Regions from separate parts of the Homo sapiens genome. Here region 2 is linked to region 1. A link is an interaction called in ENCODE POLR2A ChIA-PET data of the cell type or tissue named here. Cell type or tissue: IMR-90. All regions are shown on one strand.

Region 1 (8,000 bases):
GGCCTAATACTGCACCCTGCTCCTGGCATACCTAAATTCAGCCAAGTAAAAGGAGCTACTGTTATGTGTATCCTACCGGCCCTTCCCTGTTCTCTTGGGTCAGGGAGACTCTAGTGAAAAGGGTAGCGTGACTTCAAAGTAACTAGGATTGCCAGATTTCTTCCCCAACACAGGGCAACTTTATTTAAAGTTTTAAAGTTAGTAACCCCTTCTGGATGTCTAAAGTCAAAACAATAAAATAGGATTTTCCATCTCTGTCCCTTTCTTTCCCTGTTCTCTCCCCCATATGCAAAACTATTTTTTTATTTTTTAATTTTCATTTTTTTGAAACAGGGTATCACTCTGTCACCCAGGCTGGAGTGCAGTGATGCGATCTTGGCTCACTGCAACCTCCGCATCCTGGATTCAAGAGATTCTCCTGCAGCAGCCTCCTGAGTAGCTGGGATTATAGGTACATGCCACCACGCTCACCTAATTTTTATATTTTTAGTAGAGACGAGGTTTCACTGTGTTGGCCAGGCTGGTCTCAAACTCCCATCCTCAGGTGATCCACCCGCCTCAGCCTCCCAAAGTACTGGGATTACAGGCATGAGCCCCTACACCCAGCCCCATGCATAACTATTTTTATTAGCTTTGTGGTTTTCTTTCCATTGTTCCTTTTTAAACAATGGACACATGTATTTATTTTCCTCCATACCACTTTCCTACTTAAAATGTAACATACTATGTGTACTTGTTTACACCTTGCTCTCTCTCTCTCTCTCTCTCGCTCGCTCTCTCTCTCTATATATATATATATTTTTTTTTTTTTGAGACATGGTCTCACTCTGTCACCCAGGCTGGAGCGCAGTGGCACCATCACTGTTCACTGAAGCCTCAACCTCCCGGACTCAGGTGATCCTTCCACCTTAGCCTCCAGAGTAGCTGGGACTACAAGTGCATGCCACCATGCGCAGATAGTTTTTTGTATTTTTTTGTAGAGATGGGGTTTTGCCATGTTGCCCAAGCTGGTTTCAAACTCCTGGGCTCAAGTGATTTGCCTGCCTCAGCCTCCCAAAGTGCTGGGATTATAAGCATGAGCCACCGTGCCCAGCCTACACCTTGCTGTTTTCACTTTGCAATAGATCCCTGAGGGTTATCTGCAGCAATACATATTGAATCTCCTATTCAATTGCTATCTCCTAATGAATCCATTGCTCTTTTACAACTGCAGAGTACCACACTCTACAGGTGACCATAACATTATTCAGTCAGTTCTCTGCTGACGGATTTGGAGGCTGTTCCCAGTCTTTTGCCACGGTAAGTAGTGGTACAAAAAATTCTCAAATCTTGGATCTTATCTCATAGCTTTTACTGTTACAAATATCTCCTATCTTTGCATCTTTTTGCCAGCATATGTTTGGGATGGACTCACAGGACTGTGATTTGTGACTGTGGGGTTTTAATTTTGCTACATATTGCCAAATTCCTCTCCTTTAGGGCTGTACCACTTTGCATTCCCACCAACAATTATGAGAGTACCTGTTCCTCCTGTGGCTACTTTTAAGGGTAAACTTCAAACTCCTATAGATGGGAGATGGTGACTTACAAACCGATGGCAGAAAAAAAAGGGTTCCAACAATCTACTTCATTCACTTACTCATTTAATAAACATTTGTTGAGTGTTTAACATATGCCCTTACTCTGGTTAAGAGTGATAACGGGGCTCAGAATCTGGAGGGGTTACAAAGGGAACATAGGCACTTACATCACCTTATGGTAAGTGCTGATGGGGAAGCATTGGCTGCTCCGGGAGCATGTAGTGGGGCAGGAGTGTCTAACTGATTACAGGGGTAGGTGTTCAGGAAAGGTCCCTAAAAGAAGTGACTTCTAATCTGAGACTTAAAAGTTAGGGTTTAGAATTCATCTTTGTGTGTAATTCTAGAGAAAAATGGCATGATCCATTTTTCTGTTTTAGAAATGTGGTAAGCAGGTGGACTAGAGTGGGGAATGAGGCAGAGAGATTGGTTAGGATGACACAGCAGTACTCTAAGCAAGGAATGAGGATGGCCTGAAACACAGAAGTAGCCAAGAAAAAAAGAAACAAAGGATTTGTGAGACATTTAGAAAACAGACTCAATGGGAGTTGTGGTTGCCTTGAAGGCAGGGGCTGTTGTAATGTAAAGCCAAGGCTTTTCCTTGATATATTCATTGGCATTCTGCATCACTTTCCTACATAAACAGACCAGACACATAACATACCATCTGAGATTTCTAGTTTTGCTTTCTTTAAAATGGAAGAACATCTTGAATACACCTGTAAAACAATCTTCACTACAGAATCTTTTTAGATTTCTATAAATTTTTCTCCTAGGCTTTTACCATTAACTTGTTCATAATTAACTCAATAACAATTTGTCTTAGCTACTCATCTTCAACAAGTGTTTCTGATTTTCAACTTAGTTTTCATAGCAATAGCAACCCTCTTTTTTGGTACTCATATTTCATTTTTCGTATTATTTCATTAAATTACGTAGTTGCAACTGTAAGCATAAGTGCCATACACACATTTAAAAAATTGTTTTCATTCTTTTTTTTTTTCCTTTTTTTACAGAGACAAGATATCACTATGTGGCCCAGGCTGGTCTCGAACCCCTGGGCTTAAGCAATCCTGCCTCGGCCTCCCAAAGTGTTAGGATTACAGGCATGAGCCACTGCGCCCAGCCCACAGACACATGATGTTTAGAAAAAAACACAATGGACCCTCACTAAGCACACAACTCAAATGGAGGAGGAGAAGCGCAGGCATGCAAGAGACAAGCCTATGAGTCATAACCACTCATTATGCTGTGGGCAAATGTCAGTGTGTTTCTCCTCACAGGCTCTCTCCCCAGAGACCCCTTCCCTGATCATCTGTTTAAGATTAACCCTTTCGACCGGGTGTGGTGGCTCATGCCTGTAATCCCAGCACTTTAGGGGGCCAAAGCGGGAAGGATCACTTGAGGTCAGGAGTTTGAGACCAGCCTGGCCAACATGGTGAAACCCCATCTCTACTAAAAACACAAAAATTAGCTGGGTGTGGTGGCAGGCGCCTATAATCCCAGCTACTCAGGAGGCTGAGGCAGGAGAATCGCTTGAACCCAGGAGGCAGAGGTTGCAGTGAGCCCGAGATCGGGCCACTGCACTTTAGCCTGGGTGACAGAGCTAGTGGGACTCCTCCTCTGTCTCAAAACAAACAAACAAACAAAGATTAACCCTTTCATCACTCTCTATTCCCAGATTAATTTTGCTTCACAGGATTTACCACCACCTGATTTTTTTCTGTTTCACTTGTTTATCGTCTGTCTCTTCACTAAAATGTAAACTTCCCAAGTAGAGGGATTTAGTTTTGTTTATTCCGTGTACCTAGAGCAGTTCCTGGCACATAGCAGACACCCAATAAGTATTTGTTAAATGAATACTGTGGAATGAGTTTTTTACACATGAAATTCTCAGCTAATCAAACAAAATAGCTATGTGGAGACTGCTCAAGAAGCAATGCTGCCAGGAGCGGTGGCTCACGCCTGTAATCCCAGCACTTTGGAAGGCTGATGCAGGCAGATCATGAGGTCAAGAGTTCGAGACCAGCCTGGCCAACATGGTGAAACCTCATCTCTACTAAGAATACAAAAATAGCCAGGTGTGGTGGTGCGTGCCTGTAATCCCAGCTACTCAGGAGGCTGAGGCGGGAGAATCACTTGAACCCAGGAGGCGGAAGTTGCAGTGAGCCAAGATCACACCACTACACTCCAGCCTGGCGACAGAGCTAGACTCCGTCTCAAAAAAAAAAAAAAAAAAGGAAAAGTACTTCCTTCAATTAGTCATTCTAAAGACTTCATGAATTAAACTCCATAAAAGACAACAGTGTCTAGCATATATAAAATGCTAAATAAATGTACGTTTATTATGATGAATATGTTGAATATTTACAGGTGGTTAACTATAAACACCTCTAGTTGAAAATATATATAATATATATTACATATATTATATATAATATATATGTATATTATATATGTAATATATACATACACATTATATATAATATATACGTATATATATTATATAATACGTAATATATAATACTTATATATATAATTCGCCTCCCAGGTTCAAGCAATTCTCCTGCCTCAGCCTCCCAAGTAACTGGGATTACAGGCATGTGCCACCACGCTCGGCTATATATTTTTTTAATTATTATTTTTTAGTAGAGACGGGGGTTTCTCCATGATTGTCAGGCTAGTTTCGAACTCCCGACCTCAGGTGATCCGCCCGCCTCGGCCTCCCAAAGAGCTGTTTTAAAGCACAGGTTCCCATGGCATCGCTTCTTCCCCCAACCCTCACACACTGTCCCTAACCAAAGAGACTGCACACCCCAGAATGCAACACGCGCCTCCGCGAAGAAGACCTACTCATAGCAAGTACTTCACAGCCTACAATTCCCAAGATGCAACGCGACCTCCTTCCCACAGCAACGAAAGACTGCGACTCCCCGGACTATCAGGCCGGGAGAGTCCACTTCCAGCTCACCTCGGAGCTCCGGGAGCCTTTCAGCACCTGCTTGGTGAGCGCGATTACGTCAGTACCACAGGTGGTCACCTTCTCCGTGAGAAGCCCCTTCACGGACTGACCGAACCGCGCTTGAGACTCTGGCGTTCCAGTCGCCATCATTTCAGTTAGCGAACGGTTGCGCACTGACGATGGTGAGTCGCCGGGGCCAAAAGACAAGCAAAGCGGAAGGAAAAGAGGCGTCTCTTCCTCCATGGGAAAAGGAAGGGACGCATGCGCCTGATGGAGGTTGACCTTTGCTCACTAAACTCATGAACTATTCATTGATATCCTGAGGAAAACAGGGTCCAGGCAAACATCTCTGGAGGGGATGGAGGACAGTTTCATTGACTCTATGGTTCAGAATCGGAAAGCCTGCGGCAGGGCATGGCGGCGCACGCCTGAAATCCCAGCCCTTTGGGAGACCCAGGCAGGAGGATCACCTGAGCCTGAGAGTTCCAGACCACCCTGGGCAACATAGCGAAACTCCATCTCTTTAAAAATAAAATAAAATTAAAATTAATACAAATAATTAAAAAGAATCAGAAGGCCCGGATTACAGTCCCAATGCTACCATTTAGCAGTGTGTGGCTGCAAATTACTCAGCTTCTGTCTTATATTCCTCATCTGTTAAACAGAAGTAATAATGTTTCCAAGGGGTTATGAGAATATCATTCCATTCATATATATATACACATATATATATATACACATATATATACACATATATACACATATATACATATATATACATATATATACACATATATATATACATATATATTTTTTTTTCCCCAGAGTCTTGTTCTGTTGCCTAGGCCTTTTTTTGATTAATTGAGACAAGGGGCCAGGCGTGGTGGCTCACGCCTGTAATCCCAACACTTTGAAAGGCCAAGGTGGATCACTTGAGGTCAGGAGTTCAAGGCCAACCTATCCATATGGTGACACACCTGTAGTCCCAGCACTTTGGGAGGCCGAGGCAGAAGGGTCACTCAAGGCCAGGAGTTCAGTATCAGCAGCCTGGGCAACATAGCGATAACTTGTCTCATTTTATTTAATTTTATTTTATTTTATTTTTTTTTTGAGATGGAGTCTCGCTTTGTTGCCCAGGCTGGAGTGCAGTGGCTCGATCTCAGCTCACTGCAACATCCGCCTCCTGAGTTCAAGTGATTCTCCTGCCTCAGCCTCCCAAGTAGCTGGGATTACAGGTGCTTGCCACCAGGCCCGGCTAATTTTTGTATTTTTAGTAGAGATAGGGTTTCACCATGTTGGCCAGGCTGGTCTCAAATTCCTGACATCTAATGATCCACCAGCCTTGGCCTTCCAAAATGGTGGGATTACAGGCGTGAGCCACTGCACCTGGCCTCATTCCATTCAATTTTAACAAACATTTCATGAACTAAATACCAGACACTGTACTAGGCTGGGGATAGAGAAAGAAATGAAATACAGTTCTTGTCTCTGTGGAACTCCCAGGCTGATGAGGCAGATAGGCCTGTAAACAAATGAAGAAGGAAAAACAATCTAATAGAAAAATTGGCAAAAGGCACAAGTAGGCAATTCAAAAAAAAAAATCAACTGGCTGATAAATGTGAAAAATGCTCAACATCACTAGTAATTTTTATTGATAACCTCTTTATTGTATTAATACCAAACTGATGGTAACCACCTTGTAAGTGAATTAATATGTAAAATATTTCAAGTAGGCCAGGTGCCGTGGCTCACGCCTGTAATCCCAGCACTTTGGGAAGTTGAGGCGGGAGGATCACCTGAGGTCAGGAGTTCGAGACCAGCCTGCCCAACATGGTGGAACCCCGTCTCTACTAAAAATACAAAAATTAGCCGGGCGTGGTGGTGGGCACCTGTAGTCCCAGCTACTCTGGAGGCTGAGGCAGGAGAATTTCTTGAACCCGGGAGGCAGAGGTTGCAGTGAGCCGAGATCATGCCACTGTATTCCAGCCTAGGCGACAGAGTGAGACTCTGTCTCAAAAAAAAAATAAAATATTTCAAGTAGCTCCATTTCTTTTTTAGTTAATAAAAGATGTGAGAATGTTATTGTATTGAAAATTTTGTTCAAAATTACCTGTATTCAATATCAACATTACTTCCTCTTCCAAGTGTCTAGATTCATATGTCTCCGTTGAATCTCATTTACTGTTTACTTTTTGTCCTTAATAAACTTTATTGAGTTTATGTGCATGAATTTATGTTATAATTTATGTACAATAACAACATTATTTTTTGAGATGGAGTCTTGCTTTGTCACCCAGGCTGGAGTGCAGTGGCACGATCTTGGCTCACTGCAACCTTTGCCTCCCTGGTTCAAGCGATTCTCCTGCCTCAGCCTCCCGAGTAGCTGGGATTACAGGTGCCCACTATCACGCCTGGCTAATTTTTGTATTTTTAGTAGAGATGGGTTTCACCATGTTGGCTAGGCTGGTCTTGAACTCCTGACCTCAGGTGATCCACCTGCCTTGGCCTCCCAAAGTGCTGGGATTACAGGCGTTGAGCCACCACGCCCGGCCTGCACAATAACCACATTCTTTAAAGTGTACGATTTGATGAGTGTGACAGACGTATACATCTGTGAACCACCACCACTATTAAGATACAGAACAGGGTGGGAGCAGTAGCTCATGCCTGTATTCCCAGCACTTTGGGAGGCCGAGGCAGAAAGATTGCTTGAGGCCAGGAGTTCAATATCAGCAGCCTGGGCAACATAGCGATAACTTGTCTCATTTTATTTATTTATTTTTATTATTTATTTACTTTATTTTGAGACGGAGTCTTGCCCTGTCACCCAGGCTGGAGTACACGGGTGTGATCTTGGCTCACTGCAACCTCCGCCTCCCGGGTTCAAGCGATTCTCCTGCCTCAGCCTCCCAAGTAGCTGGGACTACAGGTACGCACCATCGCGCCCGGCTAATTTTTGTATTTTTAGTAGAGGTGGGGTTTCACCATGTTGGCCAGGCTGGTCTTGAACTCCTGACCTCATGATCGGCCCACCTTGGCCTCCCAAAGTGCTGGGATTACAGACATGAGCCACCACGCCCGGCCCCTTGTCTCAATTAAAAAAAAAAAAAAAAAGATGCAAAACATTTCATCACCCTCAGAAGTTTCCAAGTGCCCTTTAAAGTCCATCTCTCCTTCTCTGTCTCACCCGGGCAACCACTGCCCTGCTTTTGGGAACTATAGATTAATTTGCATTTCTAGAATGGCAAATAAATAGCATCATACAGGCTTTTTTGAGGGGAGGGGGGTCTTTTTTTGTCTGGCTTCATTCTTGCAGCATGATGATTTGACATGTTGTTGTGCATATAACTAGCCTGTTCATTTTTATTGCTGAGAAATATTCCACTGCATGGATAGTTCTCACTGTGTTTATTCACTCTCTTGTTGATGGACACTTGGGTTGTTTCCACTTTTGGGTTTTT
Region 2 (8,000 bases), 320 kb before region 1:
CCACCTCAGCCTCCCGAAGTGCTGGGATTATAGGCTTGAGCCACCACACCCTGCCAAGAATGAATTTTTTTTTTTTTTTTTTTTGAGACGGAGTCTGGCTCTGTCGCCTAGGCTGGAATGCAGTGGCATGATCTCAGCTCACTGCAACCTCCACCTCCTGGGTTCAAGCGGTTCTCCTGCCTCAGCCTCCCAAGTAGCTGGGATTACAGGCGTGCGTCACCACGGCTGGCTAATTTTTGTATTTTTAGTAGAGACAGGGTTTCACCGTGTTAGCCAGGCTGGTCTTGAACTCCTGACCTCAGGTGATCCACCTGCCTCGGCATCCTAGAGTGCTAGGATTACAGGCGTGAGCCACCGCACCCAGCCCAGGAATGAAATTCTTGTATTTTTTATTTATTTACTTATTTTTTTTTTTTTAGTAGTGACAGGGTTTCACCATCTTGGCCAGGCTGGTTTTGAACTCCAGACCTCGTGATCCACCTGCCTCGGCCTCCCAAAGTGCTGAGATTACAGGTGTGAGCCACTGCGCCCGGCCAAGAATGAAATTCTTTTTTTTTTTTTTTTTTTTGAGACGGCGTCTCGCTCCCTGGCCCAGGCTGGAGTGCAGTAGCACGATCTCACTGCAGGCTCCGTCTCCCGGGTCCACGCCATTCTCCTGCCTCAGCCTCCCAAGTAGCTGGGACTACAGGTGCCCGCCACCATGCCCAGCTAATTTTTTGTATTTTTGGTAGAGATGGGGTTTCACTGTGTTAGCCAGGATGGTCTTGATCTACTCTTCTTGTGATCCGCCCACCTCAGCCTCCCAAAGTGCTGGGATTACAGGCGTGAGCCACCGCGCCTGGCCAAGAATGAAATTATTAATTGATATTTACCACAAACTGACTGTAATTTTTAAACAGAATTTAAAAATTGTGTCTGCTGGCTACTGTGTGTTAGATTGAATGTGGGTAACTCTGGGTATTAGCAAAGTTTCCTTGTTTTGATTTTAGACTGTAATATTTTCTCGAAATCACTTTTTCTTTAAAAGTGTAGGCCAGGCATGGTGGCTCGCATCTGTAATCCCAGCACTTTGGTAGACCAAAGCAGGAGGATTGCTTGAACCCAGGAGTTTGAGAACAGCCTGGGCAATATGATGAGACCCCAACTCTACAGATTTTGTTTTGTTTTGTTTTGAGACAGAGTCTCGTTCTGTTGCCAAGGCTGAAGTCCAGTGGCTTGATCTCGGCTCACTGTAATCTCCACCTCCTGGGTTCAAGCAATTCTCCTGCCTCAGCTGTCTGAGTAGCTGAGTACAGGCGTGGGCCACTGCACCTGACTAATTTTTGTATTTTTTTGTTTTTGTTTTTGAGACAGAGTTCATTCTGTCGCCCAGGCTGGAATGCAGTGATGCGATCTCAGCTCACTGCAACCTCTGCCTCCTGGGTTCAAGCAATTCTCATGCCTCAGCCTCTCTGGTAGCTGGGATTACAGGTGTGGCCACCATGCCCAGCTAATTTTTGTAATTTTAGTAGAGATGGAGTTTCGCCATGTTGGCCAGGCTGGTCTTGAACTCCTGGCCTCAAGTGATCCACCCGCCTCAGCCTCCCAAACTGCTGGGATTGCAGGTATGAACCACCGTGAGTGGTCCCCAAATATTTTTAAATAAAATTTTTTTCCTGTAATCCTAGCACTTTGGGAGGCCGAGGCGGGTGGATCACAAGGTCAGGAGATCGAGACCTTCCTGGCTAACACAGTGAAACCTCGTCTCTACTAAAAATACAAAAATTAGCCGGGTGTGGTGGCAGGTGCCTGTAGTCCCAGCTACTCGGGAGGCTGAGGCAGGAGAATGGTGTGAACCTAGGAGGCGGAGCTTGCAGTGAGCTGCGATCACACCACTGCACACTCCAGCCTGGGTGACAGAGCGAGACTCCGTCTCAAAAAAAAAAAAAAAAATTTAAAGTTAAAATTGTATTTAAATTTTTGTTTTTTATTTTTTGAGACAGAGTCTTTGCTCTTGTCTCTCAGTACAGTGGCGCGGTCTCAGCTCACTGCAACCTCTGCCTCCCAGGTTCAAGCGATTCTCCTGCCTCACCGTCCCGAGTAGCTGGGATTACAGGCACACACCACCACACCTGGCTAATTTTTTAATTTTTAGTAGAGACAGGGTTTCACCGTGTTTGCCAGGCTGGTCACAAACTCCTGATATCAGGTGATCTACTTGCCTTGGCCTCCCATAGTGCTGGGATTACAGACGTGAGCCACTGCTCCCGGCCTTAACCTGTATTTTAAAAAAAAATTTATTTTATTAGAGACGGGGTCTTGCTGTGTTGCTCAGGTTGGTCTCAAATGCCTGGGCTCAAGCATTCCTCCAGCCTTGGTCTCCCAAAGTGCTGGGATTACAGGCATGAGCCACTGAGCCCGGCCTAAATTGTATTTTCTTTTTACTTAACTCTTTTTATAGATTCAATTAAATGTTTGCTTCTACCTAAATCTTAAGTAGTTAGGGTCCTTGGGAGTAGATAATGTATTTAGTAATTATTTATTTTTAAGAAGAAATTAGAAATCTACACCTAAAGTGAATTTCTGGGGTAGAAAAATCTGGGCCCTACTAGAACCATCTTTGCCTCCCACACCAGGAAAGCCGGCAGTAAGTACAGGTGCTGGTATATTGGCAGTGCTAAAAAGTTGCATGGGAACTACAGGAAGTCTAAAATGACTCTTAATCACTTAGCTGTTTCTGGGCTACAGGAAAAAGGAAATGAATATTACTTTGAAATCTTACTGGAAAAGTGGCTAAACTGGTTTATGTAGGTAAGTTTTTGTAAGCAGACAAAAAATTTCTAAGTGCAGTCTTCTCTGTATAGGAAAGCTAAGTCAGAATTAGGTAATATTTTGTTGTTTCAATAGATACTAATATTTTGAAAAATATAGTTACTTGTTATTGAGTATATCAGAAGTTAATTATTATATCAATAGTTGGTTTTTTAAGTAGGCTGGTGATATTTGCCTCATGGTAGGTCACTGTGGCATTTCTGGGTGTTAGGATGCTGTTACTCCTTAAACCCTGAAAAAGTGAAAACATTAAAGATTCCTGTCAAATGGGTACTAACGATTCTCTTCTGTGTGTGAGATATGTTGCTAGGTATGGCGTGTTAAAGTATAAAACAGAACATTTATGTGTGTCTATGTAATAAAACATAACATTTGGAAAAGATTATGTTATATGGAGTTCTATACTTTTTCTTCAATTATTTGCTTGGTCTTTACACTATAAAGTATTAATTAACATTAGGGTGTAACATTTTTAGCAGTGGAAATGAGGACTGGTAAACATTATTTAATAAACATCCTAATTATATTTAATATATATCATAGGCTGGGCATGGTGGTTCACGCCTGTAGTCCACACACTTTGGGAGGCCGAGCCAGGCGGAGTCCTTGAGCTCAGGAGTTTGAGACCAGCCTGGGCAAGATGGCGAAACCCTGTCTCTACAAAAAAAAAACATAAAAATTAGCCAGGTGTGGTGGCTTACGCCTGTGGACTCAGCTACCTGGGAGGCTGAGGTGGGAGGATCACCTGCGTCTGAGAGGTGGACGCTGTAGTGAGCTGAGATCATGCCACCAGCCTGGGTGACAGAATGAGAGCATGTCTCAAAAAAAAAAAAAAAAAAAAAGTGTGCATGTGTGTGTGCTTGTGTGTGTGTATCATAGCCTGAATGAGTATACTCCTAACTCATTTGGAATGGTATTTCCTGGAATATTTTAGATGGATTCTGTACCCTACGTTCTTTCATATAGTAAGGTGTATGTACTGGAAACAATAGAAAAAACATTTTCAAAGGCTTGATGTTTTAGATCATTGAAAAAAATTTTTTATCTATGTTATTTAAAGAGGCAGGGTCTCATTCTGTTGCCTAGGCTGCAGTGCAGTAGTGTGATCATAGTTCACGGTAACCTCAAACTTCTGGGCTTAAGCAATCCACCTGCCACAGCCTCCCCAGTAGCTAGGACTACAGGTGTGTACCACAGTGCTCAGTAATTTTTATTATTTTTTTAAATTAATTAATTTTTTTTGAGACAGAGTCTCGCTCTGTAGCCCAGGTTGGGGTGCAGTGGCATGATCTTGGCTCACTGCAACCTCTGCCTCCTGGGTCTGGTTCAAGCAACTCTCCTGCTTCAGCCTCTGGAGTAGCTGTGATTATAGGCATGCGCCACCATGCCCAAGTAATTTTTGTATTTTTAGAGACTGGGTTTCACCATGTTGGCCAGGCTGGTCTTGAACTCCTGACCTTGTGATCCGCCTGCCTCAGCCTCCCAAAGTTCTGGGATTACAGGCGTGAGCCACCATGCCTAGCCATGCTTGGTAATTTAAAAAATTTTTTTCTAGAGATGTGGTCTCACTATGTTGTCCAAGCTGGTTTTGATCTTCTGGCTGCAAGCAGTCCTCCTGCCTCGGCCTCCAAAAGTGCTGGAATTACAGATGTGAGCCATCACTCCCAGCCTGAAAAAAAAATTAAATGTAGAAAATTTGGGTTCTTGGTATCTTGCAAGAATTTGCTTTAAAATTATTATAATTTTTTTTGAGACAGGGTCTTGCTCTGTCACCCAGGCTAGAGTGCAGTGGCTTGATCATGGCTCACTATAGCCTTAACTTCCTGGGGTCAAGTGATTCTCCTGTCTCAGCCTCCTGAATAGCTGGGACTACAGGCGTGTACCACTACACCTGTCTAATCTTTGTATTGTTTTTGTAGAGACAAAGTCTTGCTGTGTTACCCAGGTTGATCTTGAACTCTTGTTCTCAAGTGATCCTCCTGCCTTGTCCTTCCAAAGTGCTGGGATTACAAGTGTGAGCCACCATGCCCCGTGTTTAAAATAAAGTATATGTGTGCTTTTAGAACAATAAAAACATTATATATATATGTGTGTGTGTATATGTATATGTCTTTTTAAACATTGACAAAAATTGTATGTATTTATGGTGTACAAGTTGATATGGAATGGCTAAATCAAGCCAATTAACATGCATAACCTCTTACATTTATCATTTTTTTTTGTGATGAGAACATTTAAAATCTAATCCCTTTGCAATTTTGAGGTATACAGTAGATTATTATCTGTACTCATCATGATGTAGTCATCAGACTTGTATCTCCTAACAGTATTTGCTTTTGTTAATTAAAAATTTTAAATAGAAACCATTTAGAAGAAATTTATTTTAGTTTTCTAGTTAAGTCAATTTGTAGAATATTCTGTTTCCAGGTCTTTTCATTAAAGACATTTATTTGGATTGGTAATTTATCATTGGTTAAGTTAGGCTATGCTGATCATTATCACAAAGTATACATCGTATGTGATGCTTTACAATTTCCCTTTAGAAGAAGCTAAATATTCTTAGTTAAGTAAATAAATATCTAACTTCCAGCTTTTTTCTTGCTTAATATCAGTTTTCTGAATTTCAATATAGAGATGCCAGTCATATGTCATTATTAAGAAACTAGCCTTTAAAATGTATGACTGTTGCTCCTTCTTCATTTCCTTATGGTTGTTTAGTTTTCTGGGCTGAGGATAAGTCATCAGGCCAAACCTTTCAGTGGAATGTGTTTTGCTATATGGTTAGAAGACAAGCTGAGCTGCTCAGATGTCATAGTGACCTGAAAGAGGCAGCTTCAAAAATTACCTCTTAAATAGTTTTTGTTTAATACTAGAATCTTTTAGTGATCACTATAGATCAGAATTTGTATTTACCAATCCAAGAATGGAACAATTAGGTTTTTCATCTGCTCTCTACATTGACTGTGCCCAGGATACCGAAGTCAGGTATTTAGTTTTTACGTTTGTAAAGCTCTGATGCTTCCAGTAGAACAGAATTTCTGTAGGACAATGAATTGGCTTTTTCTTTGTGAACACAGCTTATTAATTTAGCAGTGGTTTTATCATATTGAACTGAAATGTGGCACGTTATTAGGCTTGTGAATTTTTTGTTAACCAGTCTTTTGCCTTATTTTAGAAAATATTGCAGTGATTTTTCTCTTTAAAATTCTTTAAAGACTTTTGTATATTTATCTTAAATTATATATCTGAAGTTTTTTTTTTTTTAGTTGCAGTTTAGGCTTCCAGAGCCATATCAGTCTTTATATAAATCTGTTGAATAATCGTTTCTTCTAAAATCAAAGTAAATTTCTTGTACATGTTTAAGGAGTGAAAAGGAATTTGTGTATATGTAATTTTGCTAGTACTTATGGCTTCGATCTAGAAATGTTTATGATGGACCAGGCACGGTGGCTTATGCCTGTGATCCTAGCACTTTGGGAGACCCAGGCGGGTGGATGGCTCATTGAGCACAGGAGTTCAAGACCAGCCTGGGCAACATGGCAAACCCCGTCTTTACCAAAAATACAAAAATTAGCTGGGCATGGTGGTGTGCACCTGTAGTCCTGGTTACTCAGGAGTCTAAGGCGGGAGGATTGCTTGTGCCTGGGAGGTCAAGGCTGCAGTGAGCCATGATTGCGCCACTGCACTTCAGCCTAGGTGACAGAGTGAGACTGTGTCTCAAAAACAAAAACAAAAAAAGGGGAAATCTTTATTTTTTTTTTTAAACCTCATACTAAAAACAGGTATCAGGTTATATGTAGATAGAGACTGCCAGGTTGATCAATTTTAATTTCTCTTTTAATCACTTATGGATATCATATGAATGTCATTCAGCTTTTTAATTTTGTCATTAATCAAGCTGAGTAGTAAACTGTCATTTTAGTATTGGTTCAAATATTCAGTGGATAATTGTTAAAATTTCAGTAGCCACTTTGTAAATTGAAAATCATGCGGAAAATATAGGTCCTCTGGAATGCTGAAGAGCCATGTTTCTTAAATAGTATACATATGGGACTGGGCATGGTGGCTCATGTTTGTAATCCCAGCACTTTGGGAGGCCGAGGTGGGTGGCTCGCCTGAGGTCAGGAGTTTGAGACTAGCCTGGCCAACATGGTGAAACCCCATCTCTACTTAAAGAATACAAAAATTAGCCAGGTGTGGTGGCGGGTGCCTGTAATCCCAGCTACTCGGGAGGCTGAGGCAGGAGAATCGCTTGAATACAGGAGGCAGAGGATGCAGTGAGCTGAGATTTTACCACTGCACTCCAGCCTGGGTGACAGAGCGAGACTGTCTCAAGAAAAAAAAAAAAGAAAAATAATATATATATGGGATATATCTTGTCGGAATAAGAAGAGTAAGGTAGAACATCAAAACTGTGGCTGGGTGTGGTGGCTTACACCTATAATACTAGCACTTTGAGAGACCGAGATGGGAAGATGGCTTGAGGCCAGGAATTTGAGACCAGCCTGGGGAACATAATGATACCCTGTCTCTACAAAAAGTAAAAAGATTAGCTGAGTATGGTGCTGTGCACCTGTCGTCCTAGCTACTGGGGAGGCTGGGGCAGGAAGATCACTTGAACTTGGGAGTTTGAGGTTGCAATGAGTTTTGATTGCGCCATTGCACTCCAGCCTGGTGACACAGGAAAACCCTGTCTCTAGAAAAAAGAAAGAAAGAAAGAAAAAAATTCAAAACTCTGTTTTTTGTTTGTTTGTTTGTTTTTTATCATTCTAATGCTTTTATTCATGTTTCATCTTCCTAAGGAATGACAGGTAAGAATTTAGGGACTGGTAAGAAATTTTTCAGCTTATTATTTTCCTCCCAAAATTCTGTGTATGGAATTCTATTCAGCAGTAAAAAGTGAACTGTTGATACGTGCAACAGCTTTGATATATCTCAAGAGAATTATGCTGAGTTAGTAAAGCCAATCTGAAAAGGTTACACTCTGTATGGTTCCATTTCTGTAACATTCTTGAAATTACAAAATTATTGAGATTGATAAATTAATGGTTGCTAGGGGTAGAGATTGGGGTGGGTGGAGGGAGATGGTGGGTGTACCTGTAAAAGGGTAGCACAAGGAATACCTTATGAGGAAACTCTTGTGTCTAACTCTAGTGGTAAATATATTAATCTACACATACACAGAGTGC

The links. ChIA-PET counts read pairs that join two places held together with the same protein. Peaks named below come from ENCODE experiments on the same cell type or tissue, not always from the same donor. Only the 100,000 strongest peaks of a DNase experiment are listed, where the experiment ranks them.
Region 2: POLR2A ChIA-PET joins it to region 1 with 13 read pairs; 2 of 35 experiments call an interaction of 5 or more read pairs at or near these places.

Annotation. Positions count from the first base shown.
Region 1 is chr10:102,850,976-102,858,975 of GRCh38, reverse strand. It overlaps BORCS7 (BLOC-1 related complex subunit 7), which reads right to left and starts at 4,717. Exons shown (of 5, transcript NM_001136200.2): 1 at 4,549-4,717. The coding sequence starts at 4,689. BORCS7-ASMT (BORCS7-ASMT readthrough (NMD candidate)) reads right to left here and starts at 4,766. Exons shown (of 15, transcript NR_037644.1): 1 at 4,549-4,766. RefSeq lists enhancers at 2,402-3,374, 4,382-4,571, 4,171-4,683, 4,642-4,701, 4,684-5,197. In IMR-90, no CTCF peak of the experiment used is centred here; DNase peaks (open chromatin) are centred at 2,785, 4,435 and 4,725; H3K4me3 peaks cover 916 bases; H3K27ac peaks cover 1,106 bases.
Region 2 is chr10:103,166,180-103,174,179 of GRCh38, reverse strand. All of the region lies in intron 3 of NT5C2 (5'-nucleotidase, cytosolic II), which reads left to right. Among named protein-coding and RNA genes, the nearest start is that of NT5C2, 23 kb to the left of the region's middle. In IMR-90, no CTCF peak of the experiment used is centred here; a DNase peak (open chromatin) is centred at 5,569; H3K27ac peaks cover 272 bases.